Linked DNA regions of Mus musculus: regions 2 and 3 are each linked to region 1. A link is a loop called in an ENCODE intact Hi-C map of the cell type or tissue named here. Cell type or tissue: gastrocnemius. All regions are shown on one strand.

Region 1 (5,000 bases):
CCATAGGCAACAGAGGAAAGACTGAATTTCACACTGGGTGGAGCTTGAGCATAGGAGACCTCAAAGCCTCCCCCTACAGTGACCCACTTCTTCCAACAAGGCCACACCCACTCCAAAGGGGCCACACCTCCTAATAGTGCTATCCGCTGTGGGTCAAGCATTCAAACACATGAATCTATGGGGGAGGTAAGGGGGATAAGGGTACATACCTATTCAAACCACCAGACCAAGTAACATCGTACACAACATTTTCACAAGACCAAACTTGATACAATACTCAAAATAAACATATACTTCTGGCTATATTTTGAAGTATTAATTTATGTCTCTCCCATTTCCTCCTTTGTATCATTCATAATCAGTCTGCTCACTCTCCATCACCCTAGTCGGGATGGAGCGAAAAACAGCAGTAGTTCCCTGCCTGATTCCCTGGATGCCTTCCTAAACCTTGGAATCACGGAAGAATTCAAGACTAAATGAAAAGCCACAACGAGAAGGAAAGCTGGCATTGGGGACTCGGGATTTTGGAGAGAAGAAACAGACAGAGGGGGAAACGTGGGTCCTGAGTGAAAGGGAAACAGAGCCACACCTCCTAGTCCTCGGGTGTGCCTGGAAAGACTGCAACGCTGGGAACCCGCAATGGCGAACCAGAGGCAGACAGTAGTGACCACAGTTTACCAGGGCCACCTCCCTATACCTTAGTGTCATGATACTCCTAAAATCAGTACAGGATGAGAGCGTGCAAATCCGTGGCTCAAGCGTGAGCAGAGAGGACCCCAGGAAGGAAGCTAATTTTCCATCGGCTGAGAGAAGTAGAGCCACGAGACCAGGGTTCACACTGATGGAAGTAAAGAAGCCAGTGCTCATTGCACAGACTGTGGCTGAGTGTCCAAAACCACGTACAGCCAAAAGAAAGGAACCCACCAGCACAGGAGAATACGCTACCAATGAGAACCCTTGAGCTAGCAGAAAAGAGGGTAGTGTACTCTCAGATCGTCTCCCAGCATCCTCAGGGCACACATGCTTAGAACAGCTGGCAGCACATTCAGATTCTGTTTCAGAATCCATTTGTTGGGAAGTGATGTCTCTGTGGTTACAAGTGCGCCCTCCTCTTGCAGAGGATCGCAATTCACTTCCTAACACCATATCAAGTAACTCTAGCCTGTAATTCTAGCTACAAAAGGCCTAACACCTTCTTTTGGCCTTTCTGCCTCCCCCAGCCTCCCCCCACACATGAAAATAAATATTTTTCCAAAAAAAAATCTAATTAGAGTGTGAAGACCCAAAGAATCTTTCACACTCTAATTAGTGATCCTTGCACAATCTTTGCCCTTCTGGTGCTCAGCACCGCACAACACATTTATAGAATCAGAAGACATTTGGCCTTGCATCTTCCAGCTAAGATGTCAAGTGAGTTTTTGGCTAACTTTGGAATGTTACTGAAAGGTAGTCCTAAAGTGGAATAGCTACCAATACCCTTATACATGTGGGGATGATTGCAATCTCTTGCATGTACCCCACTAAGTCAAAACTCAATGCACTCTTATTTTGACTTCACCTACCAGGTTTCCAAAATGCCAGCAGCCTCTCCAGGGCTACATTACATAGATGGGAGTGGGCCAGAGGGGAGAATGAACAGCACGGCACGGTGATCCTTACGGCTTTTGATTAAAACATTGCAAACTTTACAAAGACATATGACCCACATGTAAGGAGATTGCTCAGCACACACTCCGTCACACACACACAATTGGAAGGGGCCCATGCAGGTGAACATTTCTGAAACTTAATCTTTAAGAACAAGTGTGAGACTGTGGTGGTGCACGCCTTTAGTTCCAGCACTTGGGAGGCAGAGGCAGGTGGATCTCTGTGAGTTCAAGGATAACCAGATCCTGAAAGCAAAATAGCCCACTCTGAGATGTCACTGACTCACTACTGCATGCACCCTCTCATTCAGGCACTGTGCAAAGCTTCAAGGGAGGGAGAAGTGAGGGCCCTTGTTACAGAAGAAGCCACTGTTTGACAAGGATATCTGACCTGCGCCACCTGTGAGACATGAACAGAAAACTTGTAGCATGTTAAGGAAGAGCTATAACTTTCTATAGATTTAATGGTAGAAGGGGGTGGGGAGAGGCAGAGAAAAGTGACTGGGAAACATAGGGGCTATTCCTTAGGTAAGTTCAAAGATGAGGGGAGGTTCCGTGCAAGTAAGAGATGGGTGTGCCTTCTCTTCAGCCTTCTCCGAGGATATGATAGGTCATCGTCTTCAGTGATTCCCGAAAGTTGTCATATGAGGATTGGCCAGGTGTGTAAAAAGCATCTAGTGAGCCAAAGGAAGGTGGAGAGAACGCCCACACAGCTCTGAGCCAGAGGTGAAGATTTTTTTTTTTTTTTTTTTTTTTTTTTTTTGCATTTCTTTTTGGGAATGTCACCAGCTAAGTGGCCCATGCATGCCCCCAGTGGAATCATGCGGTACTACAACTATATATGGGTTCGGTGCACCACTCTAAAAACCAATGTTTATCACACAGTGAAACCTATGTACTATTAATGCGTTCCTGGAAAGAGCTACGTTTGCTTACCTGGGTAGTCCGTGACAGTAAAGGGCATCTAAGGGTGTCGAGTAAGGCCTGTGGAAAAGGTGCGATCCTTGAAGAGCTTTAGACTTGCAAACCCTCCAGGACTTTTGTCAGTTTTGACTGCTCTGTGCTGGCTATTGCTGCCCTCTAGCGACAATATTTTGAAACAAAAACACTCAAACTACGAAGTAATTTTCCTTCAGGTATTTCTTCAGCCTTTCATTTAACAGTTCACTTACACGTTCTTTATGTAAATACATTATGTCCAACTCTGTGTGGCAGTACTCATGAAAATAATAATGAAATACAGTAAGGGAGAAAGTCCAGCTCCATCCCCTAGCTCTTGGAAACAAACCAACTCCCTCTGGGGAAAGATAGCCAGCATGAGATGAAAAGATTTCGACTGTAAAATTCTGCATGGTGATATGGAATCAGGCTTGTCTTACTGAAGAAGGACAGGATGGGACAAAGAAGTCCTGTGAAGGCACTTGTTGTCTCAGGTCTGACAAGTATGGTGGAATAACAGGGCAGAAGTACAGTTTTCTGGGCACAGAAGAGGGGTAGAAGTGTGTGTGTGTGTGTGTGTGTGTGTGAGAGAGAGAGAGAGAGAGAGAGAGAGAGAGAGAGAGAGAGAGAGAGAGAGAGAAGATCTTATCTAATGCTTAGATCTGTATGAGGTACCTAAGCAGCTCTGGAGAGAGACTGTGTGGTCTCAGTAAGAAAGACTATAGACAATTGTGTTTGGAGGTTTATAGGAATATGTATGACCAGGGATTGACCCCAGACTCTGGAGCATACTAGACAAGCACTCTACCACCCCAGAATTGTTTTACTTGCATGAGCTGAAAAGATGCCTGCTACCAGACAGAACATTCCACACGTCAAGAGCAGAGTGGACACTCCTGTCAAATGCACATAGAACGTTCCCCAGAACAGACCATATTCTAAACTATGAGAAAGGCTCCAGTAAGTCTACAGGAGCCCAAGTCATACAAAATATGTTCTCTGACAATGGTAGAGTACATTTTTTAAATAAACTGAAATAAATAAAAACAATAATTTGGAAAACTTTTTTGAGTATATGGAAATAAAGCAATGCAGCCTTAAATAACCAGTGAGCCACGGAAGAAAAAGGTATAGATAACCCGAGTCCTCAAGCCTGGTGGGAAAAGGATGCTCTCAATGGGAAAGTGCTAGAAATAAGTCCCAGGTTGAAAAGGAAGAGACTACTATTCCAACCTAATTGTCTGGGCAAGGCAAACTTCACCTCTTGATCAAGAGGGTGTGCTTAGAAGAGAGAACACACAAACACAGGAAGTGCATTTGGCTTGTATTCTAACTCAGGTGGTAACTGGGTCTGTTCCCCAGTCTGGAGTCCAGCCTCACAGCCTTAATTAAGGGAACTGGCACACAGGAAATATTGAAAGCTGAAAGGGGTCAGGGTTAGAAGAAGAAAGAAGTCACTGCTACAGGATATCAAATTCCTGGAATACAGCAATGGACCTTTGTGTAAACAAAGGGATTACTGGGTAGGTGGAAAATTAAAACATTTGCATAAAAGTCTGACAATTGGGGAGAGATAAAAAAGATTTCAACTTCTGTCCTAAACAGAAGTTTTCCAGCATTTGATAGAAAAGTCTCACATTTGATTTTTCTTATAGGGCCCACGTAAATGTACTACGGCTATAGCTCATGAATATTCATTTCACTGTTTACATTTACAGACCTATAAGTCAATACGCTAAAGGATGAGAATGGCCTGGCAAGACGGCTGCACAAGTAAAGGAGCTTGCAACCAAGTCAGACAACCTGAGTTTCGTTTCTTCCTCAGAGCTCACATGGTGGAAAAAGAGGAGAGACACTGCAAGTTGTCTTCTGACCTTGACACCTGCACTATGGCGTGAGTACGCTGCCCCCTAAAAGATAAATGTGTTTTACAAAAGACAAGAGATTCAGCAATTATGAGATTTTGATGATTTTGCAAAAGACCTGGGTTTCGTTCTCTCTTTCTACCATGTGGGGTCTGGGAATCCTGGTTGTCAGGCTTGGTGGCAAATAACTCCCTTACCCTCTGGGCCATCTCTCATTAGAATAGCAATTCTCTCAAGGTGGTTCGGGTAATCAACATTTTCTAGACAAAGATTCCCATTTTTGAGAGTTGACATGTTTCCCTCCTTGGATAACAAGGCAGCCGTGATGAAAATCTTTGCAAGAAAAGGGAATAAGGAAGCTTTATAACATTTCATTTCCAACAATAAGGTGGCTGGTGCTAATTTATAAGCAACACTAGAGTTTTGGAATCCTTTCTGTAAATTCAATCCACTGCAAATTCACTTTTTAAAAAAATTACGAGCATCGCTAAAGAGAGTGTATAACGTTTCCGGAGGATATCGACTCATTTCATGAGTTTTAGTTCATAGA
Region 2 (5,000 bases), 400 kb before region 1:
CTACAAAGAGTAGAGGCAAACCTAGCTAACCCAAGTAGCAAAAACGGAGGACAGCATAGTCTCCAAAGCATTGCAAAGATCACTGAGACCACAGGAAGGGAGAGCCGAACTTGGAGGCCACATGGTCAAGGGCTCATTCTTAATTATGCTACAGTTCTTCCACACTTCAAACTGGCTCTGTCGGTGTCACTGCTTGGGTTCATCACTATTTGTACTTTTATCACCACCCTTGGATCATGTGGTCCCCGCTTCTCCTGTCCAAGCAACAAGCCAGCCCAAGCAATATCATTCTTTGAAGAGCTTTCTTAAGAAAACAGAATTTAGACGGTGACTTGGGGCTTTGGGTGGCTAACAGAGAGTGTCTTTCAGTGTGAGCTATGATGTCCCCATACGGACGTGGACATACTGTCGAGGTTCGTGAAAAATGAGAAGCGACGCTGCTTTTGTTTTTGCTTTAGTGCCAATCTAAAAATTTATATCCAGCTGCCTTTGTTTTACAACCATCTCTAGGAACATAACTTCAGCGGTAAGCCTGCTGACATCAACTACGGCTCTTTTACTTTGAGAGTGCAATTGGGCTGGGGACAGAAGCCCAGCGAACTCAGGATGATGTCCTCGGGTGGCCGCAGGTCATCTGGGCTCCAGTCTCTGCAGGAAGCGTCTGTGGAATCTGCTCATGATAAATGGGGGGAAAGCGAACTGTATGCAAAACCGAACGACCTCCCGAATGGCGGGCAGGGCCCCCTCTGGAGCGAGCAGCAGTGCATTCCCTGCACAGCACCGTTGCCTGGCACAGGAAATAAATGCTGCGGAAGAGGATTTTATGGTTTTACAGAGCTGCTGGTATCCATTTAATATGTTGGTTGAAAAACTGTCGGAGGATTGTCGGCACGAGGATTCCATGTCCACGTGTTTCAGGAACATCATCGTAAGACAAACATTAAGTAAATCGCATAAGAGCAAAAATCCCATCTATATTAACATCAAGAATCTCAGCGTCTTCTCCATTGAGAAGGGATACGGACACAGCTTGAGTGTGCCAAGCTGTGAGCTCACGAAAGCTTGAGGTGGGAGTAGGAAGGACAGCTTAGAGAAGGGAAGAGCACACGGAAGACCTATGATGAGACAGCACTGTGAGGAAGTGGGTCACCACGGCAGGTGCAGCCTTGGCTTCAGTTCAATTGAACACCACACGTTCAATGAGACGTTATTATGGAATGTAAGCACAAATCCTGCCTGGCACATAGTAGATGTTTCACACTCACGGGTGAATGAATGGATGCCTACAGGAAGTTGGTGAGGAGTGCTATTGGAGGACCTGTTTGACTTCACAAAGCCACTGACCAGTGAGGACTTGGTGACATTGGAACAATTACTAAGGTGACAAAATGAGAGTAAATGATGATTTGGATACAAAAAATTCTAAGTAGCTGTGGGTGCTGGGGTGAAGGTAGTGGATACAGTATGTGTATTAGTCTGTTAGTGCTGTCATAACAAAAGAGCTCAGACTTCATAGCCTAAACAACATGGTGATGAGACTGGCTCTCTTCCTGGCTTATAGAGGGCTATGTTATTACTACATCTGCACAGGACTGTTGAGATAGACATAGAGATAGATAGATAGATAGATGATAGATAGATAGATAGAGATAGAGATAGATAGAGGATAGATAGTTAGATAGAGGATAGATAGATAGGCAATATAGGTAAATAGGTATATTAGATGATTGATAGATAAATGAAAGTTAGATAATAGATAAATGGGTGATAGATCAGTAGATAGATGTATTATAGATGGTAGATAAGTAATAGGTGGTAGAAAGATAGTAGATGACAGATAAAGATAAAAGATAGATAATGGATGGATGGTATCCAGACAGATAGACATGATAGATGATCTAGATAGATATATGATGGATATATAGATGATAGATAGATAATTGATGGGTAGATGATAGATAATCTGTCTATCTATAGATATATGGTACATATATGACAGATGAGAATCTGCTTCCTCCTCTGCTAAGGAGGGACATCACCCCGTCACTTTGGTCTAACTGTGATTATCTACCTCCTCAAAAGCTGTGTCTCCAATAGTCACTTTGAACATCAGGACTACGTTATGGGAGGTATTTCCCTTTACTGGGTGCTTTGCCACATTTCATTAGAAAACCAGATTCCTTTCTGTATTTCCCATTCCCAAATGCTAGGAGTAGTAGCTTTGGGTGCTTATGTGTCAACCTCTAGTCAGTACAAAGGGCAGCAGGTTTGGTTTTTGTTTGTTTGTTTGTTTTGTTTTGTTTTTAGAACCACATTATATCCTAGTAAATTGAGCAAAATGAGCAGAATTAACAAAAAAAAAACCCAAATATCTTTTAGGATTGTAAAAGTAATTGCAGATAACTCGAAAGACACAGAAGCATAAAGCTGCCAAGAGAAATCCCCCTTCAGTCCAGAACCCAGAGCCCATCCCTGTGTGTTGTGTGTTAATGGAGTCGTGTGTCTGTTGTCTGCAGCAGCCTCTAGGGGGCCTCTGAGCCCTATCCTAGTTCCGGTCTCTAGCCCTGGACAGCAATCTTGCAAAGCTTGCAGTTTCCCCACTTCAACAAAGGCTTTGCAGAAACCATTAATCAGCTGGGTGTGCAGAACTTTTCCGAAGGAAGAGAGGAGTAACATGAAAGCCGGGTGCTTTGAGGTTGCAGCCAAAGGAGGCTTAACCTTTGGTACCATTGAAAAATGTCTCCATCTTTAGTTCTCGCAGTGACAGAATGCATGAAATCACCTTGGACACTGTCCCGTTCAATGTCTTGCAGGCTTTTTGCAGTAAACAGTAGCCTGTCTGCTTGACAATGTAACACCCATCAGCTGCTTCCTTATATAAACGAAGCTTAAAAATGAAAACAAGAAAGAGATTTCTTTTTTAGCTATGTAAATCAGAATGTTCCCAAACCTAAAATTACAGCCATTTTCTAGCTAGAATTAACAACACCAGGCACCAACTCACCAGTCAATCATGGTGCCAATCAGTCTTGAGTAGAAGACATTGCTTTTGAAGTGGGGAGGGCTAGCAATGGCAGGAAAGGGACAATTAACCTTCCAGTGTGTGGCAGCCTCTGTGCATTCATTTGGTCCCAAACCCCCATCATCAGCCGGAGGCTCAGAAAACCTGGCAGAGCTTGCCAAACATTCACTATCTCAGGTCCAACTGAGCAGCCATCCTCCGTTCCACATTTATGCAGCGCCTTTGTGGAAACACATTCAACACAACTGGCCGTTTAGGAAGCACAAATGAAACCCATTAGGAAAGGGCACTACACACTTTTTAGAACGCTCACAAACAAAATTAGAGACAACGCTAAATGCTGGAAAGGACGAAAAACAACCATTCCAATGTTACTGGTAGAAATTTAGGACAGCCACTTTGGAAAGGTGAGTTTGCCAAAACTAAAGACACGGTTAACCTGTGACCCAGCACTGGCAGCCCTGGGCGTTTATTCTGGGGAAATGAAAGGTTACGCTCACACAAAACCTTCACACAATTATCTACTGCAGCTGCGATGGCTAGTTTTAATTGTAAATTGGGCACAACATAGGGTCACTTTGAAAGAGAGCCCTAGTGAAGAACTGTCCACATCATATTGTGTCTGTGGATGTCACAGTTAGATTCTGTTGACACACCTGGGTGTAGGGGACTTCACTTGCAGAATTGCTTCCATTGGCTTGACCGGTAGCCATGGATATGTAGCTTTTTTTTTTTTTTTTTTGACTTTAGATTGATGGGCAAAGATCCAGACCACTGTAGGCAGTACAATCCTTAGACGGGGGGCCTAAACCGTATAAGAGCATATATGATTTTGGATGTATAAAATGAGGGAACTAGAATGAGAGGATCAAATCAGGAGTGGGAGAGAATTGGGGGGGTGGGTGGCTAGGGAAGGAATATGAGGGAGGATCAGTTACAACCAAGGGCCATCTGAGGAGTGATATGGAAACCTAATACAGTACAAGTGTCCTCTAATGTACATATATGAAGATGATTTAAATGAAATCAACAATTAACAGGAAAAACAGAGCCCTAACTGGACATCTCTCGTTGCTAAATGAAGCTCACACTACCAGGAGTGGGTTACATGTAAATGGACCTATTGGCCAAGGAGTCCCATGGGAACCCCCAAAGGACCCAGGCTATTGTCAAGACTATTGGAAGCTCTTCATATATATGCAGTAGGGCTCTGTTGCTGAAGACAACACCTACACAGCCTGTCAGTCATGGGGATGTTGAAGTGGTGCCTACCTAGAGCTTCCAGCCCTATAGACTGGTGTTCATGGTACTGGAAGGCACTGTGCCTGCCCCTAAAGGAGAAGCATAAACCCTAAGCCAGCTACAAATTGTTTAATCTACAAGAATGACCTGCCCGCAAGACACACTAATGCAACAGTGGCACAAAGCTTATGGGAGTAACCAACCAATGGCCCACTCCATGAGATTGGAACCCATCTGCTCGAGTAGCCAAGAACCTGAGGCTAGATATCCCAAGGACCTAGGGGGCAACCAAATACTACTGCTCTGCTAAAGGAATGTAGCGATAAAATGATTCCCTAGAACACTCTGCTATACTAGATCCGTGCCTCGCTCAGCCATCATCAGAGAAGATTCCTCTTGTTACATAGAGATGGGAACAAACGCAGAGACCCACAGCCAGACAATATGCAGAGGGTGAGAGACCTTGGGACACTCAGCTCTAATCTCTCCCTCAGGGCTTAGGGAACTCTTCAGGAAAAGGAGGCAGATGAATTCAAGAACTAGAAAGCATGGGAGATACCAAGGAATCAAGGCCTTCTAGACTCAACAGGGCTGGCACACATGAACTTGCAGAGACTGAGGCAGCATGCACAGGGCCTGCAGGGGTCTGACCATGGGGTTCTAGAGCTGAAAGGAGAAATGAATACAACCCATCCCTAACCCAGAAGCGAGTTCCAGGACAACCAAAGCTACACAA
Region 3 (5,000 bases), 85 kb before region 1:
ACAGAAATTCTGGTAATAAGGACGAGGAGCTTTTTCAAGAGAAAGAAAAAAAAAATCAACAATCCAAAGTGCTTTCTAAACTCCAAGACAAGTTTCTGGAGATGGTATTTAATACAAAGAAGAGTTAAGCACCACAATACAGCACTGACAAACAAAGACAGGACATGCCACCGATACACAAGGGAAGGAAAGAGCACTCACATGTCTACACAGAAAGTAAAATGTGCATTCTAGCCTTTCACCTGGAACCTTGTGCTTGCTGTCGTGGGACATGTGAGCAAAGATGAATCTGTCTGCCACCTCAAGTCATGTGATGCTAGCCTGACCAAAGGAGAATATTACTTGTGTATATGAGAATTTGATGTTTTTTACTTTTATGCTATCTTTCCTTAAATTCTATGATAAATGGACAGGACAAAGTGCAAAGAAAACAATATATGACATGCTTTCTTATGGAAAAGAAATTTTCTTTAAAAGGAGCCCAAAGTAATTATGTGCAAACAAAACTCCAAAATAAGATTTAGAAAGCATAGTCACGTGAAGTTCATCTTTTCCATCTACTTAGGAAACATGAATAATTTTAATTCCCCAAGGATTAAATTCTAACTTCAGTTTCTCTCTTCCACATGTCCAATTATTCTGCTACATATAACTTTTTAACATGTAGAGCAAATGAGATAAAGGGGGGGGGCAGTTCAGCAATTAAAGCTCGGGATTCTCAGGACGGTGTTCAGGTCAGACACAGGACACAGCTGTCACACACACACACACACACACACACACACACACACAGCTTTCACCAACTGTGTGCATAACCACCACGAAAGAAGAAAACCATCCACCAAAGGGAGAAAGGACCTCTCCTTGTGTTACAGACTAGGTAGCAAACTAGAAAATACATGTTGTTTCTAAAATATTCATCCAGAAAAAAGTCACAAAGCAAGATCTAATGAGATTAGGATTAAGCATGGGATATTTTGGCTCCTTCCGTTCCATGAGACAATGACAACACATCAGGGGAAACTCTTTCCAAAGCCATAGAACTGATGCTTCCTGAACCTTCCCGGCAGCACTGGAACTTTATCATCCACCCCACACAACCTCCTTGAAAATTTCCATTTTCTATAAAAAAAAAATTATTTTAGCCTAATTTCCAAATGTCATTATAAATTTCTTAGTTTTCCCTACTCTCTTAATCCCTATTTTAAGAGACCGGACATATCCAAGCACTGCCTTTCTCTCACAAACCAGAATTCACTGTGTGATTGTTCAAAGTTGGGAAATTAAAGGTAAAGAGCCAATCAGAGATAAGTACACTTGTTAGCATGTATGGTTTGTGTAAAAGGGAGGCCAGAGAATTGTTCCATCCGATTAACCTCTGGCTCTTAACACAGCATGGCTCAAAATTAAAGTGAATCAGACATACTTAAAACACTGCTTCATTTTGGATAGATGTGAAAGGTTAAAAATTGAATGAATTTATATGATTGTAAATGTTCACTGTGAATTAACACAGAAGTAATACCACCAGACAGGGAGTTAAAATGTTAACTGATATTAAACATCTTAAATAATTTGGAGAAACCGCAGCATTGATATAACCATAGGAAAAATAAAAATAAAACCATAAATAGGTATTCCCGTGCATGTTATGTAACAAATATGCAAACCCAAGTCAGAACAGTACAGTACAGTACAGTATCAGTGACTGAAAGTTAAATAATATCTTGATACACAGAGAAGGAAAAGATGACATGTCGACTGCCATTGATGGAAAGCATCAACAATTTACATAAAATGATACTAAGTAAGTTTAAAAAGATGTCTTAAGAAGACCAAGCCACAATAAGTTAGTGTTTCCATAGTACATGCTGAGTTATTTGATCCCGTATCTATACACTGCTACTGTCTTCACTGCTAACTGTGGGGACAGTATAGTTAATGATGAGGTACATTAGTTTACATCTTCTTATAGGTGTTCTAAGGTGATTAATTTGTTGTTTCCAGTTTCTCATCCTCTTCACTTCCTCCAAAGAAAATCAACGGGAACATTCCTAGAATGCAGCCGATCGTCACCCCAACAGCCTTGCCCTACGGAAACAGAAGAGAGTACTTCTTAAAATTACATGTCCCGAAAAGAGGTATCCTTGCTTACAGACTGATGACAACAGCCCACTGCCATACACTATGTAATTCCCACTACAACTGTATTCCTATTGATTACAGAAACCTACGTATTAAAATAAGCTACCAAATGTTCAAGAACACGTCATTTTAAAATTTAAAGGAACAGAAGAAAAAAAACCCATTAACATGACATCAAAGAAATATTCAAGTACAAAATTGTTTAAATCTTATGTGTTTTTAATATCAGAAGACTGAAACACAGGAGGAGAATGTGCCAGCTAGTCTCAGTGCATCTGGACTCAATACCCTTGTATCCTGTCCTTCAGGACTTAATCCCATATATGCTAAGTTATATGTAGATACAACCAACCATTATAGAAACTGTTTCTCTCTGCTTCTCTGCCCTGTGTGCCATGTTTTCGAATACTTCTGTTTCCAAGGCGCTGCATGCACTCTATATAAAGACCTTCAAGTTCCACTGAATAGTGGATTCTTGACTCCTGAAAGCTTTCCTAAGCATAAGGAACCTCCCCTGACATTCCACTACTGAGATGACACTGAAGGGATCTACTACTGATGATTTAAAAATTCAATGTTAATATTTGTGCATCTTCATAGACTACGGTCATGAAGTCTTTCACACTTGACAAAACTACAAATGTGCAGTGCCAATTTTAATCATGTATGTATGTGTATATATCACACTAAGACTTTTGAAATCTACATTGTGAAAAGTTTTAAATTTTTACTTCTATAAATGATTCCAAATTTAACATTCCTGATGGCTATCAAATTTAAGCTTTTCAATTAGGTTTCCTTTCTTAAAAATACCTATTTTATTATTTTTAAACTATTTGTGTGCATGTATGTGTCTTTGTATGTGAATATGTGTGTATGAGTACAGATGCCCACAAAGACCAAAAGAGGGCACTGGACCCTGGAAGTGGACTTATGGGCAGTTGTGAGTGAGCCCTGAGTGCTGGAAACTGAACTTGGGTCCTCTATTAGGACAGTATACATTCCTAATGTATGAGCCATGTCTTCAGCCCCTCAGTTAACTTTTCTTCTTTCATACAAAAAGTTATTGAGGTTCTATTGTATACTAAACTCTGTGCCGGTTAAGCCCGAGACAAGGACTAATCACATAGAGTTGATCTTTCCTCCAGGAGCTTCTGGTTAAGAAAACAGACAATAAGTCCCATCCGACATTACAGAAGCTACGCTAGCTACATAATCTGCAACATGGAAGGAAATGTTTTCTCTTGGATAGCATCCAGTTAGCAATCTACCAGACTATCTGTAATAACTTTCAAAATAGACATCAACGTTTTGACAATACTGTATACGACACTTTTTCAGTCTGTTACTGCGGCATTCTGCTGTTTGCTGTGGGGGTAATGCCTGTGCTTTATATTAATAGTTAAATCTGCCAAGCTCACTATGTAACTATTTTTAAAGGGACTATAGTTTCAGAGATATAACAAGAAAACTTTGTTCTGTCCAGATACTAAGAGAGTTAATCTTAAATTCTTATTTTGATATAAATATTTTGTTCATTTATATTTCAACAGAGAGACCATTATATGGCTCCTGACTGCCCTAGGATATGACCATTTGCTAAGAGAACCCCAACCACCCACCTATTCTGTTAAAATGTCTTACACTATCACCCACAGTGACCAAGGGTCCCCTCTCGCCCCCCTTAGAAATGCTAGACCAGGGGTGATCCTTGCCACCACTGACATTTCAATCCGTTACTATTTGACCTTTCCTCCCCTAACAGTGTAGAGACATCCTCAGAAATGACCACCAGTGAACAACTTCAGTAGAAATGGGAATCACTTCCAGAATGAACAAAGGATTCCAACACCTTTGGGTGCTCCAGCCCTGCATATTAACCAAGCTGAACAATGTTTTACAAAAATCAATCATGCTTATACAAGGATAAAGGGATAGCGAATTATTTTTCTGAGAATGTCCAAGGCCTGGGTAAAACTCAAATCAACTAGTCTTGAAACTGCCATGCTGGACACTAGGTGCAGCTTATAAGACATACAACTTACCAAATGTGTGCTAACACGTGTTTGCCACATGTCAACTTGCTTTGGTGTAAGATCAGGAATTGAGAGGCCTAGCCTGGACGCCAAGGCCTCAACATAACCTGCAAGGCTTTAAGAGAACAAGAGAACGAGAGAGTTTAAGGAAGCATGCAAGTGTATGCACAGAGTAAAACCAATCACTACAAAGAGAAACCAGACTCTGTCCCTGTGCTTATCACTCTAGACAGCAAAAAAATCACAACTTGCATTTTATTATGTATATATAACTCTGGCTTAAAATACTTTCAAATTCACATTTAATACACAGTGACTAAGAACATTTAATCTTTATCATTATCTTTAAGAGAACAATCATGGTAATATATATATATACACACACACATACATACACATACATACACACATATAATTGTTGCACTCCAAACTCAAAGTGTTTGATCATATGATTTAATTTGATAACTATGATCAGAAAGTAACAGTTTTTTATCAGACTAATGTACTTAAGAATGACAGACCAGAACTTTTAGACTAACAGGAGATGTGATCAATTCTAAGTCAGCATTAATCTTGTTCTAAGTACTATCTGAAAGAAAAGAGCTTGCCAATTAGGCACACTGACAATAATAAGATACATTCTGGCTTCAGATGTCTTAAAAGTGTACATCTAGGAACACATATAAAGTGACATCTGTGAGAGAAAGGAAAACCTGAAGGAGAAACAGTTCTCAAACATAGAAGCTCTTCATAAAAGTCTTCAGACCTCAATCTAAAACTAAGTGGCTTTAAAATCTATCCGTTTATTCCATTAATGAA

What was found. Hi-C counts contacts between places; a loop is a spot of excess contacts. Peaks named below come from ENCODE experiments on the same cell type or tissue, not always from the same donor. Only the 100,000 strongest peaks of a DNase experiment are listed, where the experiment ranks them.
Region 2: a loop joins it to region 1, with 6 times the contacts of the local background. A loop is called at or near these places in 35 of 42 quality-filtered maps.
Region 3: it touches region 1 in a loop (3-fold over the local background); 5 of 42 quality-filtered maps call a loop at or near these places.

What each region holds. Positions count from the first base shown.
Region 1 is chr15:58,867,500-58,872,499 of GRCm38, forward strand. No RefSeq gene overlaps it. Among named protein-coding and RNA genes, the nearest start is that of Trmt12, 2.6 kb to the right of the region's middle. In gastrocnemius, CTCF peaks have their summits at 1,099, 2,512 and 2,723 (motif pointing left); a DNase peak (open chromatin) is centred at 2,478; H3K4me3 peaks cover 1,037 bases; H3K27ac peaks cover 1,177 bases.
Region 2 is chr15:58,470,005-58,475,004 of GRCm38, forward strand. No RefSeq gene overlaps it. Among named protein-coding and RNA genes, the nearest start is that of Fer1l6, 38 kb to the right of the region's middle. In gastrocnemius, a CTCF peak has its summit at 2,524; a DNase peak (open chromatin) is centred at 2,539; H3K4me3 peaks cover 281 bases.
Region 3 is chr15:58,782,920-58,787,919 of GRCm38, forward strand. It overlaps Tmem65 (transmembrane protein 65), which reads right to left. Exons shown (of 7, transcript NM_175212.4): 6 at 4,191-4,296; 7 at 1-2,091. The coding sequence ends at 1,990. Among named protein-coding and RNA genes, the nearest start is that of Gm41329, 25 kb to the left of the region's middle. In gastrocnemius, a CTCF peak has its summit at 3,049 (motif pointing right); no DNase peak of the experiment used is centred here.